2 separate regions of the Homo sapiens genome follow, and region 1 is linked to region 2. The links are chromatin loops, found by intact Hi-C in ENCODE. Cell type or tissue: mammary epithelial cell. All regions are shown on one strand. Links, peaks and the distances in the headings refer to the core of each region. The heading gives the core; the rest is flanking DNA. Region 1 overlaps DSEL-AS1 (DSEL antisense RNA 1). Region 2 has its middle 130 kb from the start of MIR5011.

Region 1 (15,848 bases), core at 6,589-9,088, 630 kb after region 2:
GGTTTTTCCAAACATAAAATCATATAATCTGCTAAGGAGGACAATTTCACTTCTTCCTTTCCAATATGCCTGCATTTTATTCCTTTCTCTTTTCTGATTACTCTAACTAGGACTTCCAGTATTATTTTGAATAACAGTGGTGAAAGTAGGCATCTTAGTCATTTGTGTTCTGGATCTTAGAAAAAAGCCTTTCAGTTTTCCCCCTTTTAATATAATATTAACTGTTGGTTTGTCATGTGTGACTTTTCTTATGTTAAGGTATGTTCCTTCTATGCCCAGTTTCTTGAGAGATTTTATTATGAAGAGATGTTGAATTTTATTAATAGCATCAATTGAAATGATATGGTTTCTGTCCTCCATTCTGTTGATATAATGTATCGCATCTCCTTTCCTTCCCTCCCTTTCCTTCCTTCCTTCCTTCTTTCCTTCCTTCCTTCCTTCTTTCCTTCCTTCCTTCCTTTCTTCCTTCTTTTCTCCCTTCCTTCTTTCTTTCCTTCTTTTCTTCTCTCTCCTTTCTCTCTCTCTAAAGCCAGCCACCACCACCCCAGTGGCCACCACCACTAGGACTTCACTGGGTCAGACCCAGACTGACTTCAGAATCAGAGCAGCACTGGGTCTTGCTCAAGGCCTGCTGTAACTACGCTCTGGCTACTGCTTATGTTTGCTGAAGGCCCTGGGTCCAAACAGCAGGTGGCAAATCCAGCCAGGCCTGTGTCCTTTCCTTCAGAGAATCAAGCTCCCCAGGCCACAAGTGGGTCCAGAGGTGCTGTCTAGGATCCAGGATCCACAGTCAAAAACCTTAGAATTCTACCTGGTATTGTATTTTATTGCAGCTGAACTGACACTAAAATCACAATACATAGTCCTTTCTATCCTTTTCTTCCCTTTTGAATGGCAGGTGACCCTCGTCTCATGGTCACTGTCATCACAGGCCCACAGCGAGTACTGCCAGACTACCACCAATGCTACCTTATGGCTCAGGGATTCTTCAGTCAACTTGTGGTGAATGCTACCTGGCCTGGGACTCAGCCATCAGGATAGTGGGCTCCCCTAGGGCAGGTCCAGAAATGCTGTCCAAGAGCCACATTCTGGAATCAGGAACCTCCAGAGCCTGCTTACTGCTTTAACCCTCTGTGGTTGAGCTGGTACCTAAGGTGCAAGACAAAGCCCCCTTTATTCTGGTCTCCACTTTTCTCAAGTAGAAGGAATCTCACCTTGCAGTCGAAACAACTGGGAATGTGCTGAGTCTGACCTGAATCCAGCAAGTTTCAGAGTTTCGCCAAACGCCCTCAACGTAGTGCCTGGTTGTCACTGCTGGTTATTCAGGGCCCTAGAGCTCTTTAGTTAGCAGGTGAGAATCCTGTGAGGACTGAGTCCTTTACTTCAAGGCAGCAGCTTCCCTTCTGATCCAGGGTGTGTCTAGACATGTTGTCTAGGAGCTGGGCTTGGAAAAGGGACCTCATGACTCTGACAGTTACCCTGGGTTGCTGTAGCTGGGCTAATATCCAAGAAACAAGACAAAGTCCTCCCCACTATTCTCTTTTTCCTCCTTAAGCAGAAGGAACGGGTCTCTTTCGGAGCCATGGGCTGTGCAGCCCAGAGTTAGGGAAGAGTTGATGCCAGCACTCCTTTTTAGCTTTTCAGACTGGTGTCTCAGTAGGTCACCTGTCATTCCAGTGCGTTGTCTCTGGGCTTAGTTCAGCACTAGGACTCACCTAGGAGTTGCAATCTTTGTGGTCTAGACTACCTTCCAAGTTTATTTAGGGCCCCAGAGAATTTTATCTCACAGTGGTGAAGCTTGTAGGAACTGAAGTTCCAACTGCTGGGATTCATAACTCCACCCCAGCTGGTTTAAATGCTCCCTCTGTATCAGTTGAGTTTGGTTTTGTTTTACTTTCTGCTATAATAACGTAGCATTGAGTTCAACGACTCATAATTGCTGCACTCTCCCTCTCCCTGGTGCATAGAAGTGATCTCTGTCCCATGCTGCCACTGCCAGGGGATAGGAGAGGGATGGTGTTGGCGATTCAGGACTGTTTTCCCTATCTCTTCAGTGCCTCTTTCAGCAACATGAAGGTAAAACCAGATACTCTGAGTGCTCATCTGATTTTTTATTTTCATGAAGGTGCTTTTTTTTATGTGTGTGTAGATAGTGGTTAAATTGGTGTCCTTGCAGGAGGAACAATTCATAGAGTCTTCTAATCTGTCATCTTGCTCCACCTCTCCTCCTAGGTATTTTTAAGTTTTATTTTATTGCAGAGTTTTCTGTTTTGTTTGTATTCCATAGTTGCTATGTTAATACATATAAAACTTACTTTCATGAAGGAAATAATCTTGATAAATTTTCACAGCCTAAGTCTACTTTATTCAAAACTTTACTGTACTATTGACAATACAACAAAATGATTATTTATACCTTTAGTTTATCACTGATTTAATATTATTTAAGTTTCACAAAAAACAAATTACATTGACCCCACTTCAATTAATAACTTCCATTGTATGTTCTTTATGTTTGACAATAAATAATTATAAAGCATTAGGTGCCCAAGTAAAGGCATTTTAAAGATATGTGTTTATTATAAACCTTAATTCAACTTCCTTAGTATTTCTTATCAAAACAGAAGCCTATATTCTTGTGAAAATGACTAAGGCAATACAGAATTACATGTAACGTTTTTAGCACACAGCTTATTATCAATACATGTAAGTTTTGTAATCTGGCTTTGAATTTCTAATATATTTGACACCCATGCCTTTCTACTACACGATTTTTGAGAATGATATTAAAAGGTCATATTGATTTAACTTTGGTAGTCATCTATATCTGTCTATAACGGCTGTGGACCGTTCACCAAGGCTTTTGCTCATGACCTTTGATGTAGAGGCAGCCATGCATAGACAATTGCTGACAGAGGTCAGGGATCAGCCTGTGACCACTGGTCAAGCTGTCTCATCAAGCACAGATGGCAGCTAATATGCATTATAATATGCCAAAGGGAACACTGTTGTTAAAATTGCTACTGCATTCAACAACTGTTGCAGAATTCCTCGTATGTATAGTTATTGCGAACAGTGCTGGTGGTTTTGAAGGTAGAATATCTTATCTTGCCTAAAAAACAAAAGTAATGTATGTTGTAAACATATTTGTTTCCTGCTTTCAAATATGTGTAGACACACATAATTGTTTTTGAGCGACATTTTATGTAATATTTGAAAGCTGTATCTGCATAAGATTGAAGTTATATGTTTAGTATACATCTGTTGCTTTGCCTTCGTGGAACTCTTATTCTAGTAACAATTTTTATTTTTTTTTAATTTTTGGAATGATTCCTTCGTCTTCCTCAATGTATGCAGTTTAAAATAGCCTAATTTCACTTGCCCATGTCTAGGGATAATAATAGCAAAAATTAAAAAACTGCATGGTAGATACATTCTAAAAATTAGATATTAAAATAGCCTTTCATTTTTCTTCTTGCTCTGAGCAAGAAGAGGAAAACAAAAAATAAGCATGATAAATATAAAAATTTTAGGAAATATGTTAGAATGTCTCTTGTGAGGATATAAACTGTAATGCAATTTGTATTGTTCAGATTAATGCATTTAATATCCTGTAGAATTAGGAAGAGTCTATTTCCTTTCATGGATATAAGATTGTACTGCCAAGCCATAGAGAAATAGTGTTAGACTCAAGCATTACATATTTTAACTATGTTACTCTAGACATCTATTTCTTATATTGGAGAGAATATGACAAAATAATCATATTCTTAAAATATGAAACATCTGTCAGAGTAAGAAAAAAAGTATTTCAGAAAACATATTCTGCCATACAGCCTTCCAGCTTCCAATTTCACCTTATCACAACAGGCCTATGCATGCAAAACAGCACCCAAGGTTGAACTATATCTCTGAACTATTGTTATTTGGCCATTTGTACATGTTTTTCTTTCCTATTTTATTAAATGTTCTTTAGGGTAAGCGGCTATACTTGGTACTTTTATTGAGCCTAGTTATTTACTATTTTAAAAAACTTTTGTAAGTAATTTAGCATTTCTTTCCTTATAAGATACATTCTTGACTTACATGTTACCTCTTAAATAACATAATTTTCCTGGTGTTATTGGGAATGGATACTATCTTTGGACTCACACCACTGCTAACTTCCTGAGTCTGAGCTAAGTGACTTGAGATTTTTTTCGTGTGACAGGTGTGCAGAAATGTCACTGGGCAGATGGAAGAGCAACATTGGTTTTCACCACTATTTATCAGCAGATGGGAAGGCGGGTGATTTGTATATCCTTTTCCTCGATCAATTAAGTAACTTTTGGCAGGAATAGCTTGGATATTTTCTTAAAAATACATATTTTTGTTCCTCTAAAACCAGTGGTTGGGAAGAGTTTTACAAATCAATCTTCCACCATGCATTGCTTAATAAGGAAGATATGTTCTGAGAGATGGGTTGTTAGGAGATTTTGTTGTGTGAGCCTCATAGAGTGTACTTACCCAAACCTAGATGATGCAGCTTACTGTACCTGGGCCATGTGGTGTTGCCTATTACTCCTAGGCTACAACACTGTACAGCATGTTACTTTACTGAATGCTGTAGGTAATTGCAGCAAAATTACAGTAAAAATATGGTGTAAAAGATAAAAAATGGAATATAGGACACAACACAAATGAAGCTTGCAGGACTGGAAGTTGCTCTGGGTGAGTGAGAGGGTAAGTGGTGAGTGAATGTGAAGGCCTAGGACATCACTTTGTAAACATTTAACACTTAGAGTACACTAAATTTATTATTAAAATGTATTTCTTCGATAATAAATCAACCTTAATTTATTGTGACTTTCTTACTTTATATACATTTTAATTATGTAGCTTTTAGACTTTTTTGTAATAACTCTTAGCTTAAACACAAACACATTTTGCAGCTGTACAAAAATATTTTCTATCCTTGAGTCCTTATTCTGTAAGCATTTTGATTTTTTAAGTTATGTATTTCTTAAAGTTTTTGTTAAATACTAAGACATAGGCACACACATAAATGTAGGCCTACACACAGGGTCAAGGTCATCAATATCACTGTCTTCCACTTTCACACCTTGTCTCACTGCAGGTTCTTCAGGGGTAATGACACACATGAAGCTGTCATCTTGTGCCTTCTGGAATACTTCCTGAAAAACTTGCCTGAAGCTGTTTTATAGTTTACTATTTTAATATAAGTAGAAGATTACATAAGTAGAAGGAATATATTCTAAGACAATGACAAATAGTATAGTATAGTAAATTCATAAACAAGTAACATGGTGGTATATTATCATTTTCAATTATTATGTATGGTCCGTGATTGTATGTGCTACACTTTTATACAAATGATGGCTCAGTAGGTTCCTTTACACCAGCACCGCAGCAAACACACGAGTCATGCATTGTGCCACAGCATTATATGATAGCCAAAATTCATTAGGTGATAGGAATTTTTCATCACATTATAATCTCACAGGATTGTCTTTGTATATGTGCTTTGTAGTTGACTGAAACTTCATTATGCAGCGCAAAACAGAATTTTGCTATTTAAATAAAAACCAATCACAAATGCTCACATCTCACTAACTCAGGCCAACAATTAATTTGCTACGCTGCTACCAAATTAACTTTCTAAAACACAGATAAGATAAAACTGATAACCTGTTTAAACATCTAGAAGCATCCCCATTGCATTCAGGATAGAATATATACATACACATACATACATATATACATGCACATAGGCACACATACATACACATACATATGTAAAACAAAGATCAAATGAAAAGGACATTTGCCAACATAAGTGACAAACGTGATGGAATGAAAAACTGTATGTAAATGTTGGTCATAATTATTGTCATGGTGAAACTTTTAGGTTATTATGGATTTCACCTTAGATAATCACTCATGGAAAGTGATTAAAATGCAATTAATAATAGAGGTTTAAAGTCAAATGGTTACCAACCTGTGTAGATCCCCCCTTTATTGATAGCTGCTTTACTAAAACAAAGTGTCTCATTCATCTTCTCTCACTTATTAAGTTGTTAATCCATTCCAGAAATCACACATTTAATTCAGCATTTGTTTGTCACCAGATGTGTGAAATTTGTTGATAAATACTGTGATAGTATAGAGACTAAATAAAAACCAAACGAAAATATTGTTTCTCTGTTTTGAGGAGCATAAATAAATATGGTAGAAGGGGGGATGTAATGAAGAGGTTAATAGAAGGAAATGATAGCCAGATTAATGACTCATGATAACTGAGTGGGCAGGAGTATCATCCAATAGCGAGAGCTCTAAGAACCTAGATAAGAAAAACTTCCATGCACCCCACTTACCTCCGTCAGCTGACCCCTACCATTCCTCTTCCCCCAGCACTCAGGGAGGCTTCACAAGCACCTGTGTTGGTAACAAAAGTACTCTATACTTTCTACTATTGTTTATAATTGTTTCTACCACACTCTGTCCACATCAGCACTGCACCACCAATTTAGTTCCAATTTCTCATTCCTTCCCAATCCTTAAATTCACTGTGGCCTCTACAATTTCCATTTAACAGCAAAATATGCTATTTCTGCAGTTGTCTCTGAATATTACTTTCTTGCTGAAATATTTTATTCCTGTTATATTTTTTGGTGATTTCCCTATCAACAGAGATAATCATTCCAATTCTGTGGTTCTTTAGTTACTTGAGTCTCTCCTTCAATTTTCATTTCCACCAGCCTATCTATTCATTTTCCTGGTCACACCTGGTTTGTCATTATCAATAACTGAATTACTTCATAAGCTCTAATTCTAATTCCCTCTCCTCATTCTTTGATCATCACCTCTTTTGTTTCTGATTCACTTCCTTTTTTCTTACAATTATAGTAATAAGCCATTCAATATAAATATTTTTATGTACTCATTCTTCATGATGCAGCTTATTTTTATGGCCTGTCATTAAAGCCATTTTAATGATAAAAGTTCAATTATTCTGTTCCACTTTTTTCCATTGTAATATTTGTCATAAAAAATCCTGTAATTAAAAAGCCAACTCTTTGCCTGTTTTGCATTACATCCATACTTGTATAGCTAAATATGGCTGACAACAGCCAACAAAGACATACAACCGTGCTGACATCAGAGTTTTGTAGAGGTTAATAAGGACAATAAAATTTTTGAGCAAAGAGTAAAACTTCGTGCATGCATATTTTATTAAACAATTATAAATTGCCCTTTAAAAATCACCAGATAGATATTTGGAATCCCCCAGGTAGAGAAAATGAAAACAATAGCTTTCAGACTCTCTGACTTTCGTAGCATTCTGATTGCTGAATGTTTCAAATCATGCAAAAACATACATACTATTTCTAGGATATAATCAAAATCCATATGGGGAGCAATTACTAAAAATCCATTTAGAGGTGTTTATAGGTTCTCTGTATCTTACTTTTATATGCTTTCCAGAAATACAGTGCTTAAAAGGAAGGCATGTGACAGTAATATCCACTGCTGTCTCAAAAAAGTCTCTCCACAATTTTTGCTCAATAGTGCAACCAACTGGTCCTTAGTGGAATGTGTTATGCCATAAAGGATTTTGTCAATCACCCACTTAAGGTTGTCTGGTGCTACCAAGGAGACCTTTTGGTTTTACCAGATTTTATAAAATTCAAGGTTTTTAAAAATTGTTTAAAGCAACAAGTTGTAGTGAATATGGTAAGTATGTAGAATTATACATACAAACACACACACACACACACACACAAGACCAGGTAGATAACTCTATATGATTAAAAGATTTTGATATTTCCCATTAAGGACCACAACATTAATTATAAGTAGATTATACAAACTTATGGATATATATGTTAACCTGTAGAGTAACCATCATGATATAATACAAAGATACAGAGCTAAACATTCCAAAGATAAATTAAATAGAATTTTAAATATTCAGTTACTCTCAAAGAAAACACAGAAGGAGAAACAGAAAACAAGAAGCCTAAAGGAAATCAATTATAAAATGGTGGAACTAAATTAACTGCATTGTTAGCTACTTTAAATTTTATCAAATTAAACACTCTAATTAAAATATTTTCATAATGAATGAAAAAGCAATATCAACTATATGCTGTTTGCAAGAGACATGCTTTAACCAAAACAACGCAATAAAAAAGTACATATGATTGAAAATTAAACTGTGCAAAGTAAGTACTGGAAGACTGGAATGACTATATTATACCAAATAAATTTGACTTCCAAAAAGGGAACTGGAGAGATGGAGGCAAGATGGCCGACTAGACCAGCTAGGAGGAACATCTGCCACCGAGGGACTGGGAGACCAAGAAGACTAATGCATTCTGCAGAGATCCTTGGAAGGAGAGCATTTAGAGCAAATGGAGGGAAAGCACAAATGCTGGGCTGAGCAGAGAGAAAGTTGAGAACCATGCATGGGATTACAGCACACGAGGACTTGTTCCTGGCCACCAAAGACTCTTGTGAGTTGAACAGGTAGCAACCTGCTCTGTCCATGGGCCTCTGGAATCCTGGCAGCAGTAGACACAACACCCCCCATGGACACTCGCGCTGGGACAGAAGAGCTGCTTAGAGAGGTGGAGGAGGCAGGACTCCAGCCTGTGTGGAGCCCGGAGGTTTTGGTCCAGCAACCTCTGCAGTGGAGCATGGCCAGGGACACCCTAGGGGAACTGTCAGACTTGAACAGAGCAAGGTGATGTTGCTTGTTAGATGGGGCCAGTTCAACCTGAGAACCCTTCTGTCTGGTGGCCTCTCCAGGGACTCCAGCCTGGCCATGACTGCTTGTAATGCAGCCTCAGTAGCCCAACTGTTGTGCCTCCCAGGGCCCACATCATGGCCCCTGTGCTGGCAGACCACACCTGACCAAAGGCAAGCCCCAGCAGAGAGGCCCCCTCTGCCACATACCAGTCCATACGTGCCCTCTTCCCACTGCAGCCTCCCCCATGCCACTTTGCAAGCATCCATTAACCCATGGCCACCCCATCCCATTATTTTGCTAGTACGTGTATGCACAAGTGAACCCCCCTTCCCCTTCCCCACTGGCAGGTGGGTGCACATGCAGCCCACCGTGTCATTGCTGCCAGCATGAGCACAGTGACCATCCCCATGATGCCGCTCCTCTGTGCTGCTGTTGCCTGCCTGAACAGGAGCACAGACACCAGTGACCCTGCCCCATGCACTGCCACTGCTGCAGGTGTGATCACTTGCAGGGGGATTGACAGATCTGTGTCTGCCAGGGCCCCACCCCTGTGGTGACTCCTTTGTGGATGCCAAGGCACACAGGGATGCTAGTGGCCCCAACCTTCATCCCCACTCCTCCTTTTCCACTCCCTGTGCCACCATCACCACAGCTGCCAATGGCCCTATGGAGGCTGGCAGCCTTAAGCCAGCTAGCTCCCCTCCCCAGCTGACAATCATGCACCTCCTTGTACTGCCAATTCTCACATCCCCACTTCTGCTGGCGTGTGGGAATGCGCACAGATTCTGCTACCACTGCTTGGTGAAGCGCTTTGGCTGGCACTACCCTTTGTAGTGTTATGGCTAGGGTCTGAGAATACCTGGGCTCCTTCAGTTGGCAGGTTTCAAACTTTGAGAAGCCAGAGAACAAAGCCGAGGGCTCAATACCACCTTCCCCGAGTTTGAGCACACATCCCAGAACGGCTGAGCTGAGCCTTGGCCCGCCTCAAAAATCTACCAAAAACAAAGCCAGTCAACTAAACCCACCTTATACCACAATCAAACACCCAAGGACATAAAAGAAGATAAAAGAAAAAAAACAACAACAACATGAAAATTCATCTAAAGGATAGCAACTTCAAAGACTAAAGAGACATCAGCCGGAAAGCTGAGAAAGAACCAGCTGAAGAACTCTGGCAACTCAAAAAGCCAGAGTGTCTTCTTATCGCCAGACGATCTCACTAGTTCCCCTAAATAGTTCTTAACTAAGCTGAAATGGCTGAAGTGAAATGAATATAATTTGAATATGGATAAGAACAAAGAAAATTGACCTTCAGGAGAAAGTTGAAATGCAATCCAGGGAATCTGAGGAATACAAGAAAACAATACAGGAGATGAAAGATGACATTTTCATTTTAAGAAAGAACCAAACTGAGCTCATAGAGATGAAAAGTTCACTTCAAAAATGTCAGAATACAAACAAAAATGTCAGAATAACAAGCATTGATAGCACAATTGACCAAGTGGCAGAAAGAATCTCAGAACTCGAAGACCTGCTCTTCAAAATAACACAGTCAGACAAAATAAATAACTAAATAGATAGATAAAAAAATAAAGAAGAATGAACCAAACCTCAGAGAAATATAGGATTACATAAAGAGACCTATATGTAACTCATTGGCATCCCTGAGAGAAAGCAAGCAACTTGGAAAGCATATTTCAGGATATTGTCCATGAAAATTTCCTCAACCTCGCTAGGGAGGCCAACATTCAAATTCAGGAAAGGCCGAGAACCTAGACCACAGGAAGACCATCCCTAGACACGTAATAATCAGACCCTCCAAGGTCACAATGAAAGAAAAAATATTAAAGGCAGCTAGAGAGAAGGAGCAGGTTACCTACAAAGAGAAACGCATCAGGCTAACAGTGGACCTTTCAGTAGAAACTTTACAAGCCAGAAGAGAATAGGGTGCTATATTCAGCATTATTAAAGAAAATAATTTCCAACCAAGAATTTCATCTCCAGTCAAACTAAGCTTCATAAGAGAAGGGGAAATAAGATCCTTTCCAGACAAGCAAATGCTAAGGCATTTTGTTACGACCAGACCTCCCTTATAAGAGGTCTTGAAGGGAGTGCTAAATAAACAGAAAGGAAAGGCTGTTACCAACCGATACAAACACACACTTAAGTACATAGACCAGTGAGGCTACAAAGCAGATACACAAAGAAGTCTGCCAAATAACCAGCTAGCAACATGAAGACAGATAAAATTCAAACATATCAATACTAACCTTGAATGTAAATAGGCTAAATGCCCCAAGAAAATGACAGAGTGGCAAGTTGGATGAAGACGAATGACCCAATGGTATGTGATCTTCAGGAGACACATCTCACACACAATGACACATAGAGGCTCAAAATAAAGAGGTGGAGGAAAATTTACCAAGCAAACAGAAAACAGAAAAAAGCAAGGACTGCTAATCTAATTTCAGACAAAATAGACGGTAAACCCTCAAAGATTAAAAAATACAAAGAAAGACATTACATAACAATAAAGGCTCGATTCAATAAGAAGACCTAACTGTTCTAAACATACATGCATCCAACAAAGGAGCATCCAGATTGATAAATCAAGTTTTTGGAGACATAGTAAAAGACTAAGTAAACCACACAATAATAGTGGAAGATTTCAACACCACATTGACGATATTAGACAGATCATCGAGGCAGAAAGCTAACAGTGATATTCAGGACCTGAATTTGACACTTGATCAAATGGATCAAATAGTTATCTACAGAAAACTCCACCAAAGAACAACAGAATATAGATTTTTCTCATCTGCACATGGCACATATTCTAAAATAGACCACATAATTGGACATAAAACAATTCTCATCATGTTCAAAAAAGGGAAATTCATACCAACCACACTCTCAGACCACAGTGCAATAAAAAAATAAAAACCAATGCAAAGAGAATTGTCCAATGCCATATAATTACATGGAAATTAAACAACCTGTTTCTGAATGACTTTTGGGAAAATAATGAGAATAAGTTGGAAATCAAGACATTTTTTCAAACTAACGAGAACAAAGATACAACATACCAGAATATCTAAGACACACTTAAGGCTATATTAAGAGGGAATTTCATGCTCATGTCAAAAAGTCAGAGAGATCTCAAATTAACAACCAAATTTCACAACTAGAAGTACTAGAGATACAAGAGCAATCCAACCTGAAAGCTAGTGAAGGACAAGAAATGACCAAAATTGAACCTGAACTAAACGAAATTGAGAAGTGAAAAAAATCATACAAAAAAATCAGTGAATCCAGGAGTTGCTTTTGTGAACAAATTAATAAGATAGACTCCTAGCTAGACAAAAAGAGAAGATCCAAATAAATACAATCAGAAATGGCAGAGTACAAGACCATGACTCCATAGAAATGCAAATCTACTATGCAGTTTTTGCAGAGATTAGTATGAATACCTCTATTTACACAAGCTAGAAAATCTGGAGGAAATAGATAAATTCCTAGACACATACAACCTTTCGGGATTGAACCAGAAAGAAATTGAATTCCTGAACAGACCAATAATGAGTTCTGAAATTGAATCAGTAATAAAAAGCCTGCCAACCAAACAATTTCAGGACCAGAGGGGTTCACGTCAAATTCTGTCAGATGTAAAAGAAGAGCTGGTACCATTCCTTATGAAGCTATTCCAAAAAATCGAGAAGAGGGGACTCTTCCTTAACTCCTTCGGAGTCCAGCATCATCCTGACACAAAAAATTGGCAAAGATACAACAATAAAAAAGGAAGTCTTCAGGTCAATAACCTTGATGAACATAGGTGCGAAAGTCCCCAACAAAATGCCAAGAAATCAAATTCAGCATCCCAGCAAAAAGCTAATCCACCATGATCAAGTAGATCTTATCCCTGGGCATGCAAGTTAGTTTAACATATGGAAATCAACAAATGTGATTCATCACATAAAAAGAACAAAAAACAAAATTCATATGATCAAGTTAATAGATGTAGAAAAGGCTTTTGATAAAATTCAAAATCTTTTCATGTTAAAATCCCTCAACAAAGCATTGAAGGTACATACTTCAAAATAATAAGGGCCATCTATGACAAAATCACAGCCAACATTATACTGAATGGGCAAAAGCTAGACACATACCCCTTGAAAACCAAAATAGGGCAAATGTACCTGCTATCACCACTTCTATTCTACAGGGTACTAGAAGTTCTGGCCACAGCAATCAGGCAAGATATAGAAATAACAGGAATCAAGTAGGAAGTGAAGATGTCAAAGTATCTCTCCTTGCAGACAATGTGACTCCATACCTAGAAAAACCCATAGTCTCTGCCCAAAAGCTCCTTGATATGATAAGCAGCTTCAGGAAAGTTTCAGGATACAAAATCAATGTACAAAAATTAGTAGCATTTCTATATACCAACAACACCCAAACTGAGAAATCAAGAATTCAATCCCATTCACAATAGCAACAAAAAGAAGAAAATATATACCTAGGAATGCATCTAACCAGAGAGGTAAAATATCTCTACAACAAGAATTACAAAACACTGCTCAAAGAAATCAGAGGTGACACAAACGAACAGAAAACCATTCTATGCTCACGGATAGGAAGACTCAGTGTTGTTAAAATGGTCATACTGCCTGAAGCAATTTATAGATGCATTGTTATTGCTATCAAACTATCAATTAATTCTTCACAGAATGAGAATAAAACTGTCTTACAATGTAAATGAAACTAAACAAGAGTGTGAATAGCCAAGGCAATCCTAAGCAAAAAGAATAAAACTTAAGGCATCACTTTACCTGCCTTCAAATTTTACTAGAAGCCGATAGTAACCAAAACATCATGGAACTGATACAAAAACAAACTCATAGACCAATGGAACAGAAAAGAGATCCCAGAAATAAGGCCACATGCCTACGACCATCTGATCTTTGACAAAGTTTGCAAAAACAAGCAATAGAAAGAGGACTCTCCAGTCATAAAAAGTGCTAGGATAACTGGCTGGTCATAGACATAGATTGAAATTGGACCTCTTTCCTTATGCCATATAAAAAAATAAACTCGAGATAGATTCAAGACTTAAATGTAAAGCCTAACATTATAAAAACCCTGAAAGATAACCTAGGAAACACCATTCTGCACATAGGACCAGGCAAACATTTTCTGTTAAAGACTCTAAGCAATTGCAAACCAAAACATAAATAGACAAATGAGATCTCGTTAAACTAAAGTGATTCTGCACAGTAATATAAACTATCAACAGAGTAAACAGGCAATCCCATAACCATTAAGCAGTCGCTCCCTATTTGCTCCTTCCCCCACCCCTGGCAAACACTAATCTGCTTTCTGTTTTTATGAATTTACCTATTCTGGACATTTCATACAAATAGATTCACAATATGTGAACTTTTGTCTGTTTTTTCACTTAGTATAATAATTTTCAAGGTTCATCCATACTTTAGCATAATCAGTATTTTATCCTTTTATATCTAAATCATATTTTGTTATGTAAATATACCTAATTTTGATTTTCTGTTTACAGTTGATGAACATTTAAGCTATTTCTACATTTTGGCAATTTTTAACAATACTTTTATGATCAACCATGTATAACTTTATTTTAACATCTGAGTTCTATTCTTTTGGTAGAATAACTGGGTTGTGTGATAATTTTTTATTTAATTTATTGAGGTACTGCTAAACTGCTTTCCATTCAGACAGTACCATTTTTGGATTCCCACCAATATGTAAGGGTTGCAATTTCCCCACTTCATCACCAACATTTGTTATATTCAATTTTTTAAAGAAATTATACATATCTTGGTAGATATGTAGTGGATTTGATTTCATGTCTCTAATGAGTAATGACATTAAGCATCCTTTCATGTGCTTGTTGACACAAGATCTTTTTAAAAAACATTTTTGATAATTATTTTTAAGTTCCTGAAAACTACAAACATACTCTGTATAATTTCAATATTTTCACATATATTGATATTTGTTTTCTACCTCTGTTTATAGTATATCCTGCAGAGTATACCATGTACCCTTAAAATAATATATATTCTGCATATTTCAGAGTATTGTTATATAAATCTAAGGTTAATGTTTGATGGGTTGCACAAATATTCTATTTTTTTTCTAATTGTCTACACCTTGGTACTATCAATTACTGACTGTTTAAGATTGATAATTCTACTTTTCATCTATATCTCCTTTAAGTTGTGTCACCATTTATTTCATGTCTTTTGAAGCTCTGCTTTTAGGTATAAACACACATATGATTGTTACATCTTAGGATATTGTAACTTTTATCAATATGAAATGTCCCTCTTTATTGCTGACAATTCCCTTTTTTAACTTTTATTTTAGATGCAGGGGTATATGGGCATGTTTGTTATATAGATAAATTGTGTGTCATGGGGGTTTGGTTTACAGATTATTCTGTCACCCACATAATAAGCATAATACCCCATAGGTAGTTTTTCAATCCTTATTCTCCTTCTACCCTCTACCTTCAAATAGGCCCCTGTGTCTATTTTTCCCTACTTTATGAACAAATTTACTCAATGTTTAGTTCCCACTTAGAAGTGAGAATATGTCATATTTGGTTTTCCATTTCTGCATTAGTTCACTTAGGATACTGGCCTCCAGCTCCATTCATGTTGGCTCCTTGTTCTTATGCAAATTTCTGCAGAATTGAGTTTCTCCTCAGAAAATGGGTTTTTCTTTTCTTTTGCATTGTCAGTCTGCAAATTTTCCAAGCTTTTTATGCCCTGCTTCCCTTTTAAACATAAGTTCCAATTTCAGATGATCTCTCTCAGGTACAAAGTTCCACAGATCTCGAGGGCAAGGGTAAAATGCTGACAGTCTCTTTGCTAAAGGATAGCAAAAGTGACCTTTGCTCCAGTTCTCAATATATTCCTCATTTCCATCTGAGACCACTTCAACCTGGACTTTATTGTCCATATCACTATGAGCATTTTGGTCAAAGCCATTCAGTAAGTCTCTAGGAAGTTCCAAACTTTCCTACATCTTCCTGCCTTCTGAGCCCTCCAAATCTCTA
Region 2 (15,848 bases), core at 8,019-10,518:
CACAGAGGGGAATGATAGCTAGCAATGTTGTATTAATACTGATCCTGATTATTGTATTTCCCAATGCAGCTCTCATTTGCTGAATTAAAAATTATCTAATAATTTAGATAATTAGCTTGCATTTCAGATGAACCCAGTGTCCCTTTATGAGACTTTTATTATTTTTGTTGTGACAGTGATTATGGTGATGTTTAACATTTGTTTTTCTCTAACTAAGTCACAAATACTCAGCAGCTGACTTTTAAAAGTGATCAGTATTTTACATAGAAGATTCAGGGAAGCACTGGTTCTTGAATCTCTGATTTGGGCCTTAGATATGTCTCCTTCATGAAACAAAGGCCTCTAGATACTAAATAGACTCATGAGATATTCCAAGCTGCATCTAGCTGATAGATGTTAGAGAAAGCCTGTAGTCCTCTCTATGGGCTTCGCAGCGATTCACTATCCTAAACAATTATGATTTTATTTTTAGTATTTGGTGAAGTAACAAGAGCAAAAGATTAATGTATATTCAATCTCTACAGTATTTTAACAAGCCAATTAAACCAGATATGTTTATTTTTAAAATACTCTGTGTGTACATGTGTGTTTCTCAGTAAAACTCTGGAATCAATCTCTCCACTGACTGCCCAATCCTGTGGCTTAATGAGAAGTTCAACAATGCAACAAATATACATGTGAAATCTACTCTTTGTTTGCCATGCAGTTTTCTATGTTCTTGGGAATTATTCATCAGTAAAACTGATAATGATTTATAGCAAAAACACAGAGTTGATAATTACCACTTCTCTCAACTCCAGAATTGTAGTTGTGAGTTGTCTCACTCCTGCTAGCATCAAGTATGGCTTTATATTCAGCATGCCCTTGGTGGGGCAGCTCCATAGTCTGTGTTTGTCCCATGGTCACCACTTTGTGCTATGAAGTTTAAGCCATTTAAGTTTAGGTTTATCCTTTCAACAAGATAGTGATAAATCAATTACAAAAGTATATCGAGAGGAGAAACCACCATAAGAAAGCATTTGATCTCTTGATTTTCACATATGATATAATAATAGGACAACTCAACTAACACTGATGAACGTTTTCCATAATGTCTGAAGTCCAAAGAAGTTGATCTCATGAGTTTTCTATGTTATGGTTACGTCCAATACTGCATATAATTTTTTTCTGAAATGCTTGAAAGTTGTATGTGTTCTAAAGTATATTGATTCAGACAGAATTAATGTGATAATGAACGGAAAGACAATTGATGGTTTTCTGTATTTCTTGTGACAAGATCCTGCCTGAACTGTAGTAGTTAGGAAACTCTTTTAATTTTGAAAAATTAGAAATAATTAAAGAAGTGTCAAATAGGCAATGCCTGGCTCTTTAGATGCAAAGAAAAAATAGATTATAATTAGCATGCTCCTTATTTGATGTTTTTGTAAACTTTGGAATGAGTTTATTCTCAGAACTTTTAACCTGATAAAATAACAGTTTGCCAATATTTTTGTTATGGCTGCAACAACTGTTGGAAATTTAATTGGCATGGTGCTACGTTAATTCATTTTATAATTTATAAATGCACTGGCAAGCTTATTATTAATTTTAATGCCATTATTCCCAAAACAACTAGCTGTAATCAAACTCTTTACTGAGTCTTGGCGACCTTGCCAATACAAGAAACTGGTTATTCGGATTACTTTTTTTTAGCCAAGAGTCCAGCACTTTGTTTTCAGTGGGCCATCCTTCCTTAAAACATTTATGAGTAAAGCATACAATTTTTTAGAAATAGATAGAAAAAAATGTGTTTGTTCTAGAAACGAATCAGCTGTGACTGATTGGAGTATAGATTTATAGTGTCCTTCCCTATATTTCTTAATGCCTTCATATATAGTTACCTACAGCCAGAGTTGTTTTGTTGTCAAATATATATATATATGTGTGTGTATCTTATTGTAATAATAATAAAAGTAGCTAAAAATACATTTTTTCTGTAACATTTCTGGAACCATTCTGGAACTGGTACAAGGAAGCAAAGTATCTATTTTCTTTACTACATTCATATTATATGGTTACATAAAGTTCAAGAAACTGGTCATCAAAAGTCATTGAGGAGTACAGGCCACAGTGTGCTAACAATAATTAAGAAACTTATGAGGAAATTTTAAAACTGTGATTGTGAAGCCAGTATAATTATATGTTTTAGCATATATATACGCAAATATATATAAATGCAAAGACTGAACCTGTATGTAAACTGTAGTATTTGGGTGATAGTGATGTGCCAGTTCATTAATTGTAGCAAATGTCTCACTCTGGTGGGAAATGTTGGTAATGGGGGAAGCTATGCATGTGTTCAGAAAGAAGGTGTATGGGAAATCTCTGTACCTTCTTCTCAACTTTGCTGTGAACCTAAAACTTCTCTAAAAAAAAAGTCTCTAAATATGTATGTATGTATGTGTGTGTATATATACATATATATACACACACATGTATATACATATACATTTATATACATACACACATATACACATATACATTTATATATATAACACATATATATATAAAATGTGTGTATACACACAGACACACATACATCACATATCCTTATAGAAAGTTAAGAAATGTGTCACTTGCACTGCTCCTTTTATAAAAGTAATAATGTACCCCTCTGCAACTCAGCAGAAAACTTTCATGGTCAGGATACTCAGGATTTTTCAAGACGAGTAACTAAAACTAGGTAGATATCTAGAGTTTAATATTAAAAATTCCACTTCCAGAAATAAGCATCCAGGTAATTTCAAAAACCTTCATTCTGAGAACAAATAAAATATACTTAAAATAAAAATATCAATTTGAAGGTATCTAAGAGCCGACAAGGCAGGGAGAATTTGCAGGACTAACATCAAAAGAGAAGAGATGTCAAGAAGGTTGTTCTCAACATTTCTTGGCCTTTTTCCTCTCCAGGGCATTACAGATCAAAAAGAATTAACTAAAGGAGTGAGCAAAAATGATAATATTCAATTTTGTTATGAATAAATCAAACAAGAATGCATAAGATGGATCATCGCTCCCTGAAAAACATTGAAATGTTGAATGAGCAATGCATTTTTAAAATATTAACAAACATTTATTAACCACCTACTATTTGCTAGGATCTGTTCTGGATATTATGGATATATCAGTTAACTAAGCAGCCAAGAACCTAAGAATTCATGGAATTTAATATTGTGGCTTATAGAAAGAGCCAAGAAACAAAATAATAAAGCAAAACATAAACGATGGTAGAAAATAACTTGGGAGTTAGAAGGCATAGAAGGAGAATACACATTGCAAGCAGCTGTAATTTTAAGTGGGTGTGTTAGGAAAGATGTGAAAGTAACATGTGAGCAGAGATCTGAAGAATGTGAGAGAGTGAGACTTGAGGCTATCAGAAGAGAACTATCCAGTCAGAGGGACTAGCAATGCACACACCCTCAAATGACAGTGTGTCCTTGGCGTTTAAGTTACTAGGAGACCAGTGCAAGTGAGGGAAGTAAGCGAGAGGGAATTATTAGGAAAAAAATACTGGGAATGAATTACTAGGTCTTGTTAGTTATCGCAGATCATCGGCTTCGAATTTGAGTGAGATGGAAGCCACTGAGTGTTTTTAGGAAGGGAAATAACTGACTATATGTGACAGGGCAGAGTGGTTATGTTGAATATGGACTGAAAGAGGGCACAAGCAGGGACAATGATTGAATTTTTCAGCTAAGAGATGATGGTGTCTCCGCCCAGGACATAACCATTTTCTCATTAAAAGTGAATAGAGATAGGATATACTTCGAGGGTAGAGCCTATAGAATTTTCTGATTGAGAGAAGTGCACTTTGAGAAAAACAGGAATATGACGATGATTCTAACTTTTTGCCCTGATGAACTGAAACGATGATATTGCCAGTGTATGTGATGGAGAGAAAGCACAGTTCTCAAGTAGTTCAGACAGGATCTAAACTTTTAACGTGTAAAGATGTGATGCCTAGTCAATGTCTCGGTGAACAAGTCAAGTAGGCAGTTGCTTATAGGAGTTAGTAAATCAGGGGAAAGTTTGTAAACATAGATATAAATTTTGGAGTCACTGGCATAGGCATGTTATACAAATATATTAGACCAAACGCAATCACCAAAGGAGTCAATATGGGAAAGAAAAAATAAGCCAGAGTCCTCCATCTTAATTTTAAAATGTTGGAGACTGAGAAGAAGCTGCCGAAAATAGAGAAAATACTCAAAAGGAACTAACTACACTGAGATGGATCTTTTTAAAAAATAAAAACTATTTTAAGTTCAAGGGTACATGTGCAGGTTTGTTATACAGGTAAACTCATGTCACGGGGGTTTGTGGTACAGATTGTTTCATTACCAAGGCACTAAGGCTAGTACCCAATAGTTATTTTTTCTGATCCACTCCCTCCTCCCATCTTCACCCTCAGGTAGACTCTGGTCTCTGTTGTTCCTTTCTATGTCCAAGTGTTCTTATCATTTAGCTCCCACTTATGAGAACATGCAGTATTTGGTTTTCTGTTCCCGCATTAGTTTGCTAAGGATAATGGCCTCTAGCTGCATGCATATTCCTGCAAAGGACATTATCTCATTTTATAGCTGCATAATCTTCCCTGGTGGTTATGTGCCACATTTTCTTTATCCAGCCTACTATGGATGAGCATTTAGGTTGACTCCATATCTTTGCTATTGTGAATAGTGCTGCAGTGAACATATGCATGCATGTGTCTTTATGATAGAACGATTTATATTCCTTTGGGTATATACCCAGTAATGAGATGGTGGGGTCGAATGGCAGTTCTATTTTAAGTTATTTGAGGAATCATCTTGTTGCTTTCCACAATGGTTGAACTAATTTACGTTCCCACCAGCGGTGAATAAGCTGAACTGGATTCTTTACTCCAGATAGTCTGAGAAGCTCTGTTCTAGTAGACTGTCTCCTTGCAGGTCTCTAATCATTTTTCCTTCAGGCTTATGGGGATTCACTACCAACCTTTTCTAATCCAGAGATTAGACCTCACACTTTGTCTCCTGACATGATCATCTTATAAATAGTACCTTTTGGAAAAAGAATCAAGTGAATCATCCATTTCTTCCTCGGGCCTAAACAATTTAATTTTTATTTTAATATGAAACTTGTTATTGCTTTTAGCTGAACAAATATGCAATTCTTGGTAGAGGTTGAAATAAGCTCACATATATTTTATTTTCAAGTGAAATAAGTCCATTTCCATCCTGCCTGGCTCACAGAGCTTGTTAAACAAAAAGAAATTCGCTTTCATGTATGGAGTTGAAAACTGCAGCAAAATGTACATTGTTTTCACTGAAATCCAAAACTTGTCTAGAGGCAGATCAATATTTCTCATCTGGAGTACATTCATAATGAGATTTTACCTCACAAAATTCTTTGTCTTCTCACAGTGTCAATTTCTGAGGCCAAGCAGAAGTTTCACTGAACAGGTCTGTCATCTGGTTTCACACTTGTGTTGAAAAGCGGGAATATATTTTTCAGTTTAGTCCTGAAATTCTTTTAAGTGGTTTGGTTTTCAGCAAGATTTGAGACTTCCTGATACCCTCTTCACTCTGAAGCCCACATGAGAATGGAAATATTTCAAAATTTCCTATTGAAACGTGTCCTTCCAAAGATTGGATTTCCTTCTACATCCACGTAAAGTTAAAACATTTTCTCTTGTCTCATTTAGAGACTACCCATCTGGTTGATTTGATGAGCCATTTTTGCTAAGTGGGCTACATCCAAAGCTGCCTTCAGTCTTCAAAGCAAACAAAATACGTGTTGTACTATTTTCCTGGAAGTGTTCCAGCAATTCACCTTTCCCTTAAAATATCCTGGGGAGAAATCTTTCTCTGCTAAGCCACTCATTTATTCAATGTAGCAGAAGAATTATGCATTCTCTATTATGATTTCCACATAATTGTTTGACAGACTTAATTGATCAGCCCTTGACTGTTTCATAACATCATCCCAAACTATTTTTTTAAATTTCATACCCAAGAGTTTTTGACAAGAGCATCTTTCTGCAAAGAAAACATTCTGTTTCAAAAAATCAGGACTTTAATTTTACTTTTTCATCCAGAGAGGTGAAACTTGTTGCAGAAACAAACATTGATGGGCACCATGAAAGCAGATGCCAATGCAGATTTTCCAAGATATATCTTTTGTGTGTAGATATAAAAATAAAACATAAATCATACCTACCCCTCTCATTGTTTGGGGCAGCTCATTACAATGGAAAATAATGTTGAATTTCACCATTGTTGGCAAATTTTACAAACACTACAATGTGACATTTATTGATAAAATCATTTGGATTATTAAGTTAAGTATATTAATTATTTTTAGTTGATCACACTGAACTTCCTTAGCATTGTCAGTGTGTTCAATACATTTATGGTACTGTGTCCGGAACTGGTGGGTTCCTGGTCTCGCTGACTTCAAGAATGAAGCCGGGGACCCTCGCGGTGAGTGTTACGGTTCTTAAAGATGGTGTGTCCGGAGTTTGTTCCTTCAGATGTTCAGATGTGTCTGGAGCTTCTTCCTTCTGGTGGGTTCGTCGTCTCACTGACTTCAGGAGTGAAGCTGCAGACCTTCACTGTGAGTGTTACAGCTCTTAAAGGCGGCACGTCTAGAGTTGTTCGTTCCTTCCGGTGGGTTCGTGGTCTCGCTGGCCTCAGGAGTGAAGCCGCAGACCTTCACAGTGAGTGTTGCAGCTCATAAAGGCAGCATGGACCCAAAGAGTCAGTAGCAGCAAGACTTATTGTGAAGAGTGAAAGTACAAAGCTTCCACAGTGTGGAAGGTGACCCCAAGCGGTTGCCGCTGCTGGCTCAGGTGGCCTGCTTTTATTCCCTTATCTGGCCCCACCAACATCTTGCTGATTGGTCTATTTTACAGAGAGCTGATTGGTCCATTTTATAGAGAGCTGATTGGTCCGTTTTGACAGCGTGCTGATTGGTGCATTTACAATCCTTAAGCTAGACAGAGTGCTTATTGGTGTGTTTACAATCCTTTAGCTAGACACAAAAGTTGTTCAAGTCCCCAGCAGACTTTTAGCTAGACACAAAGTGCTGATTGGTGTGGTTACAAACCTTTAGCTAGACACAGAGTGCTGATTGGTGCATTTATAAACCTCTAGCTAGACAGAGTGCTGATTGGTGCGTTTACAATCCTTTAGCTAGACAGAAAAGTTCTCCAAGTCCCCACCCGACCCAGAAGCCCAACCAGCTTCACCTTTCAATAGCATTTCCCAGGGGACTTTGCGGCACCTCTCCCGGGCACTCCGGCAGCCCAGAGGGAGCTGGTCCCCCCATCAAGCCCAGCAGGCGCCAGCCGGCCGTGCTGAATGCAGGGCCCACGGAGCCCGCGCCCACCCGGAACCCGCGCGCGCCCAGGCTCTCCCTCCACACCTCCCCGCTAGCAGAGGGAGCCGGCTCCGGCCTTGGCCAGCCCCAGAGAGGGGTCCCCATAGTACAGCGGCAGGCTGAAGGGCTCCTCGAGCCCGGTCAGAACAGACACCGAGGCTGAGGAGCAACCCAGAGCGAGCGAGGGCTGCTAGCACGTTGCCACCTTTCAGTACTGTTTGAGAGTGGGATCTTTTCGTGTTCTCACACTGCATTTTGTCCTAATATTTTATTCAGTCTAATTTATATGTGAATTTCTTTACCAGTTGTGTTATGTCTTGTCTTTTTTGTTTTGTTTCCTCTGCTGGGCAAAATTTCTGCTAATAAATAAATTACTTGTTCCCCAACCTTTTTCATAGGAGGTAACTTTTTTGGTTTAACAAAAATCTTTAAGATCCCAACAGGCTCTCAAAATAATCAGTGCCTTGATTCTTCAGTAGCCCTGGGTTGTGCTTGGGAATTCTTGGCTTTGCGGGAGCCCTGGGTGCCTTTGTACACTTTTTTCACAGATGGTTCACATTGGGACAGGGCAACGTGGGTTTCTGTCCTATATAAACCCCACTGGTAAGTGGCCCTGTTTGTAAACCTGGCTTTCATGGTCGCACTCATGAAAGGAGATGCAGCAGATGGGTTGAAATTCTGCATCAATAACCCCATTAGAATTGCCCATTGGCTGAGACCTGTATTCCTCCTCTTGTGTGTCATATCTTGCCCCAGTAGCACACGTTTGCAAAACCCAGCTCCTATGAAAATATGAGCAGAAATATAATAAGTAAATGAGAAAACGTCAACAAAATGTTAAACAATGGCAATGAGATTCACCTCTGATCTGTATGATCCATGTCTGCAGGTTGCGCAGTAAGAACATATCAGCCATGGAGGAGCAGCTGAATTATAGCACAGAAAAAGGCCTTTGTTAGTTTGTAAATTCCCCTCCTACTTTGTTTTACACTAGAAGGCTTTGCCTTGTAAACCACAGGTGTGTCAAGGGAGCTTGGGAGAATAATTTTGAAGAGACCAATATTGTCAGCCTATTAATCTGCCTCTTAATCTTTCCTCTGAACAAAGCACCACTCACCACCAATCAATGGGCAACTCTCTTTCTTTCCAAAAAAACTAAGAATGAATTTAAGCAAGCAAACATGATTGGAATGCACACTGCCAGGGAGTACTGAGAGACTTGTAACAAAATAGCTAACAGTGTATCACCCTGAGCATCATGAAACAAGCAAAGTAAAAACAAAGAGTGTTTTTAAAAATCATCATTTCTTCCAGAAGCCCTTAGAGAATATGGAACCCTAAGGGTTGAACAGAAACCCCATTGAAACACTTTCGCTTAGAGGGAAAAACAGAGTGCATTCTATCTTATTTTTCTCATTGATGTGTATGTGTGAGTTTTCTGGGGATGGAAGCTGGGGATTTCAATGACACATTTAGTTGAATTGTTCAGGAGTAAAAAGAGGGGAAGGCTGCACCAAAAGGAATATAAGATGTACATGACACTCTTTTTTTGCAAATCACTATGAATTAAAGTTGTTTAAATTATTTCAAAGGCAGTATAAACAGATTTGTTAAGATAGTAGATTTCAAGGTAAACAGCACCGTGTTGTGCAAAAATTCTCAGAGTCTTATCATAGCACTTCATATTATCTGTTGTCTGAAAGTCCATTAGGGCTGCTCAGTGTGCATGTGTGTGAAAGTGTGTATCGGCATATGCATGTATTTAAACAGCAATTTGGATTACTCGACAATAAAATGTAAATAAATATGTGGAAAGCAAATGCACCCAGAAACCCAGAAAGGCACCAGGAAATCCAAATTTTCTGGTTTTTCTGATAAGTTTAAGGATGTGTCACAGTTCTTAGTGTATCCACCAGATGGCGGGCTTCTACCATTAATCAGTCCACCGTTCCAGATACCCAAACATTTGCGGTGGATTAGTAAGAATGTGTGAACAGCAGTCATCTTTAGAAGAACATATTATTAATTTAATCACATATTGAAACAAGTAAAATCATTTATAAATATCTTTAATGTTTTGCGAAAATAGCTTTTTGTCTAATTCGTATTTAGTTTATCTTGAGTTTAGCCAATAAATAAATAAATAAGAACAATTGAAAAGTAAATCTCTCCAGAACACTACCTTAATCTCATCATAATTCTCCATATTTTAGATCACCAATCTACACTATTTTAATTTACAGAAAAAAAACTCACAAACAAGCAAGCAAAAACTGGCTCAATTGTTTCAATGCTTTTATAATACTTTAGTTTTAAATAGGGCTTTCAGAATTTCAAAACACTTTCCCCTCATTTGTCCCTCATAATGTTCTCTCAGAAGTAAATCTTGTTTGAGATAAAAAGGTACCCAAGGGAGTTTACATCCCTTGCTTGTAGTAATACATTTGATTTCAGAATTAGAATCTAGAGTACCCAATCTTAGAACTATGGTGCCTCCTTTCAGTTGTTTTCGATTTTTTTTCATGAAATGTTCATAAGTTAAGAAAACAAAATGTAGTAAAGTAATAATCACCAGTGCTTAGATTTATCAAGGGAAATCATAACAAAATGCCAAATCACAATTTATCAAATCATAACAATTGCAGTATTTCTTCAGTTTTCACATTAATATTATAGAAAGAAATCCAATTATTTCTTCTAAAACCAGGCCTTTCTCCCATCCCGGAGGTAATATTATGAAGGTAATCACCATTCTAAACTGAGTACTTAGTTCTCATGTGCAACTTTTATAATATTGCTAATATATTTAAGCATTTAATTAACCATGTGGATTGTATCATAGTGCATTACTATTTGTGAGGTTCTGCAATATGCATTTACAGTCATGAGCCACATAATGTTTCAGTCAATGACTAATTGTTGAAGGTCCTTTAAAGTCACATGCCCTAGGGACCTCTCGATGATCCTGGCCCTGTGTAGGCCTAGGCCAATGAGTACATTTGTGTCCTAGTTTTCAAAAAAAAAAAAAAAAATAGTTAAAAAAGTAAAAACATAAAAATTTTAAAAAGAGGAAAAAGCATGTAGAATAACGATGCTCAGAAAGAAAATATTTTTGTGTAGCTATACAATGTGTTTAAGTGTCAAAAGTTTAAAAAATTAACAAGTTTGTAAAGTAAATAAGTTACAGTAAGCTAAAGTTAATGTATTATTGAAGAAAGAAAAACATTTAAATAAATGTGGTGTAACCTTAGTATACACTGTTTCTAAAGCCTCCAGTATGTGTGTAAAGTGATGTCCTAGACCATCACATTCTTCACGACTTATACACTATATCACCTAGAGCAACTTCCAGTCCTGCAAGCTCCACTCAGGAGTGCTCTAAGCAGGTGTATCCTTTTTTAAATCTTTTATGCTGCATTTTTACTCTACATTTTCAATGTTAGTTATATATAGATACACAAATACCATCATGTTACAATTGCCTACATTAGGTTGATACATAGTTGATACATAAGTTGATACATATACCTCTGTTTCCTTATTTTAGGAAATTATAGAATTTCCTTTTACAACTATGACACCACTATAGATATTCTTGTTAATGTTTTTTTTACTTGATTCCTATTTTATAGAAATGTTATAATTGATACTGTTGTGAATATTTGCTTATGAACAGATGTAAGAGTTTTGTGGGGGTTTTCTTGAATGAATATATAGAAGTAGAATTGTTGATTACAAGAATAAGTGCATTTTCTACTTTAATGTATATTCCAAATTTACTTCTAAGGCACATGAATTTTATTAAACTTACTATCTCTTGGCTATAAGAAACTTCTAAAATTTTGTCCATAAAGTTGTTTGTAGTCATGAATTTCTTGTTTCAAACCAAATAAATACAGTCAGAAGTCCATCACGTAAAACAGTGTTGTTGGTTGAATTCTGCCACCTTGAAAAGGATATGTTTAAATCCTAACCTCCAGTAACTCAGAATATGGGCTTATTTAGAAATAGGATCTTTAGAGAGGTAATCAAGTTAAAAGTAGGTCATTAGGATGAACTCTAATCCCATATGACTGGTGTCCTCAAAAAAAGGGAAATCTGGACATAGAGATAAACATTCCCAGAGGGAAGATGATGTAAAGCAACACAGGAGAATGCCATATGGAGATGAAGGAAAGGAACACCGGAAAACGCTGGCATCACACCAAAAGCTGGAAGAAATTCCCCGACAGGTTTCTGAGAGAGCCTGGCCCAACCAACAGCCAAAATCAACACCTTGATTTAGGACTCCGAGCCTCCAAAACTGTGAGACAATATATTTGTGTTGTTCAAAGCCAGTAAGTTTGTGGCACTTGGTTACTACTGGTCCAGAAAACGAAAAGAACACTGCAGGTTTACCGCTCCTTGTGTGCACACACTTCCCAGCCGCCGTGCTGTCTAACACGAATCTATACACTGATGTGAAGGGATTTGGAAGACATGAAGTCCAAAATCGACTGACTTTAAAATAGGGAGAGTATCTGGGTCTAATTAATGACTTGACCCCACTATGTGAGGATGGAGGGATTGAGCCATGCGTCTGCAAGAAACCCGAGATTGTTGGGAAACCAGCAGCCAGGAACGAAGAGAAGACAGGAACACGTTCTCTTTCACAGCCTTCCGAAGGAATGATCCCTGCCAGCATCTTGATTTCAGACTCCAAGCCTTCAAAACTGTGAGAGATTCAGTTTAGGTTATCCTAAAACACCCGATTTATGGTTCTATTCATGGCAGCCCTAGGAATCTAACACACCATGTAAAAGTGGATCTGTATCCATTGTTGTTTATGTACAATGGAATGCTTCTCAGCCATAAAAAGAATGAAATCTTGTCTTTTGCAGCAACCTGGATGGGACTAGAGGCCATTATCTTCAGTGAAATAACTCAGAAACAGAAAGTCAAATACTGCATGATCTTAAGTATAGTTGGGAGCTATATAATGTGCACACACGGACTTAGAGAGTGGAAATACAGACATCAGAGACTCAGATGAATGAGATGGTGGGATGGGGGTCAGGGATGAGAAATTACTTAGTGAGCGCAATGTACACTATTCAGGTGATAGTTACACTCAAAGCTCAGGCTTCAACACTACACAATGTATCCAGGTAGCAAAACGGCACTTGTACTGTCTATATCTATAAAAATATATTTTTATATATAAAAAGTGGATCTGTTTTCATCGAAGCCAGTTCTGGAGCTCAGCAGACAAAATTATTTTTCCTCATTCCTACCTCACATCCAACCCTTTTTGTTCCCTGAATTTCTCAGAAATATATTTGAGAAACACTGGAGTAAACTGTCTTTAAAGAAACCTTTCCTTTTTAAAGCTTCTACCGTCAATAACGTCGTGTAACAGAGAATAACACAAAAGCTTTCTGGAATCTATTGTAAAGATTTATGGTGTTATTCTAACTAGATTAGCCAAAATACTGTGCAAGAAGTGTGTGTGTCTATTTATAAAAATATGTGTACATTTGCCAGTTGAACCTTGCTCTATTATGGTGGAAAAAGGGATTATTCAGACGATTTTTGATACAATTTTAAACTTTATCTATCCATGGGCGAATCACTCTCCTGAAATCACACAACCTCCTTCCCTTCACCGCCCCACAATGACCATTCATTGTTTGATACAGAATATCTTCTGTCCTGGTCTCCATTGTATTCATGATTAAGACTGGATATTTCAGCCTAAAGAACGTCAACCCAAGAACCATACTCTGTGTAATTTGGAGAAAATTTTACCATCTGAAAATGAAGATAAAGACTACCTCATGTTAAATGGCTGTTTAACCCCAAAGAAACACATGAGATGTAAAGAACATCAACCCAAGAGCCAGACCTATGCAATTTAGGGAAAATTACTTCTACATTCATAATTGTACCATCTGAAAATGAAGATAAAGACTACCTCTTAAGTTAAATGGCTTAATATATGTTTAACCCCAAAGAAAAACACGAGACACATATTGTCTGATGAATATTAGCTATATTTGTGCTATGTAAATGTTAAATTTATCTGGTATTGCTTAGTAGTTTTAAAGCATATATGGTATCAAACTATATGTGTATTTATCTATTAATTTTTTATGCATCAATATATAAGAACTAAATTTAGCACGATTCTCTATTTCCACAAATTTATTTAGTATTTTTAAATCCTGTAAAAATTTTAATTTAGAGTAAATTTGTTACTGAAGTACAAATTAGGTAAGATATATCATTTGGTATTAAAGATTGTATTTTAATCTTCTGTTTCTAAACACACTGGTGAAGTGGTTAGAAGCTTAGGGAGATAGGATTTATCAACAGCATCAAGTATATGTTTTCCAATGGGAGAAACGGTTTTCATTCATTCAGGCTACTATAACAAGCTACAATAGACTGGTAGATCTTTTTCATTCATCAATGTATAGACCAATTTATAATTTCTCTTAATTCCAGAGCAAATATGAATGTTTCGATTGAGATTACATGAATAACTTATATGTATGGGCCGGGCACAGTGGCTCACACCTGTAATCACAGCACTTTGGGAGGCCGAGGCAGGCAGATCACCTAAGCGCAGGAGTTCAAGATCAGCCTGGCCAACATGGTGAAACCTCAATTCTACTAAAAAATATATATAAAAAAAAAATTAGCTGGACATGGTGACATGGTGGCATGCATCTGTAGTCCCAGTTACTTGGGAGTCTGAGGCATGAGAACTGCTTGAACCCAGGAGGTGGAGGCTGCAGGGAGCTGAGATTGTGCCACTGCACTCCAGCCTGGGCAAGAGAGTGAGACACGGTCTCAAAAAAAAAAAAAAAAAAAAAGTGTATACATGTATTTATTCAATCTTATTTTAAAATACTAAATAACTTCAAATTCCCCTTCCTTTTCAGAAGTGTTCTTTTTAATGATGGCTAATAAAATATTAAACCTCCATATTTAATATAGTTTTACAAAATAATATTCAAGTACTAAAATGTTCTTTGGCAAAGAGTTTCATTCAAATAATCAGTTGAATGTTCATTAAGCCTGACAATCTGTTTTAGTTCCAGTGGTAGAAGTTTTATCATGCTAACATGGGGTCAGTATTTTCTCTGTTGTGGTCCTTAACTGAAAAGTAATTTATTTCCTCATATTTCTTGTCATAAGTGGTATCATTTGTATTGCAGCATGACCTAAGCCAGGCAGGTTTTCAGTTTGTTTTACTAATAAGACATATTGCTGACATGTTCTCAGATCTTGTCTGACAAATGAGCTTAGTGAGAGTAGTAGCAAAACAAAGAGCTGATACTATTTTTCTTGCTTATTAGCTTCCAAACATCTCAGAATACAGACATAAAGTGAACTGCAAACTGCTCAACATATCTCTAATTGCTTTTGTGATGCTATTCAAGTGTATTAGTAGAAACTGCAGCAATGGCTATCTTTGGCCATTCTGAGTGCAGTTGTTTAAGGCTGGAAACCACAGAATCAATAACTACTAGACTTTTTATTTAATTAAAGACGAGAGAGAAATAGTACCTCCTGTTAAAAAGTGCCTTGTATTTCTTATTTTCTTTCAGTAAAAATCAACCTCTTGGACCAGCAGAAGGTCAAGACCTGCCCAACATGATCAAAATTAGAAAGTTTTAACTCATCCTTCTAAACTAAAATAAAAGGCAAAAAGATGCCTCATTCCTATTTAAGGATTAAATGTGAAAACTCAGAAGGTTATACATAATCTGAGAGAAGATAGCCCTCTACTGAGAACAGGTTGGAAATATATACTCTGAATATTGAATTTTACTCTTTAAGGCTGTCTGAAGTAAGAATGAGTGCGGATAGCTAAAGTAAGCTTATAGCAATTAAGAAAATTAGCTAAATATTAAAATCTAAAATAATTCTTACTTGTTTTATAAGACTAATTTAATTTCCTTGGAAAGTAGATATTACCATTTAGGGCATTTAAAAAATTAGTTCCATTAAGCTGTTTTGTTGCATGAAAATGATGCTTGAATTAGTTTACTATTTGAAGAATATTTGAATTTAAAACTACTTATCTTTTTACTTGAAAAAATGTAATATAGTGATTTGAAATTGCTTTTATGTAGTGAAATGTCATCTTAAAACTAACACGTAGATATAAATTAAAAGTAACACTCATAAGAAAACTAAAATACTATATATGTATTATTATACCTTTCCACCAAAATATTTATCTACATTGTTTAAAGTTTTATTTCTTTAATACTCAAATTCTTTAGAAGTTCATCACAAATATATTTTATTAAAATTTGAAATTATTGTTTTATGTCTTTAAACTTGTTTGAATCATTTTATTATTTTAAGATAAGATTCAGATTTAGTATGTACTTTTCTTTTTTTACATTACATGAACCTACATTTTAAAGTATTAGAGTGTATTCTCACTTTACATA

The links. Peaks named below come from ENCODE experiments on the same cell type or tissue, not always from the same donor. Only the 100,000 strongest peaks of a DNase experiment are listed, where the experiment ranks them.
Region 1: a loop joins it to region 2, with 6 times the contacts of the local background. A loop is called at or near these places in 3 of 110 quality-filtered maps.

Annotation. Positions count from the first base shown.
Region 1 is chr18:67,837,660-67,853,507 of GRCh38, forward strand. All of the region lies in intron 3 of DSEL-AS1 (DSEL antisense RNA 1), which reads left to right. Among named protein-coding and RNA genes, the nearest start is that of LINC01903, 31 kb to the left of the region's middle. In mammary epithelial cell, for the core only: a CTCF peak has its summit at 7,580; no DNase peak of the experiment used is centred there.
Region 2 is chr18:67,208,437-67,224,284 of GRCh38, forward strand. No RefSeq gene overlaps it. Among named protein-coding and RNA genes, the nearest start is that of MIR5011, 130 kb to the left of the region's middle. In mammary epithelial cell, for the core only: a CTCF peak has its summit at 9,291 (motif pointing right); no DNase peak of the experiment used is centred there.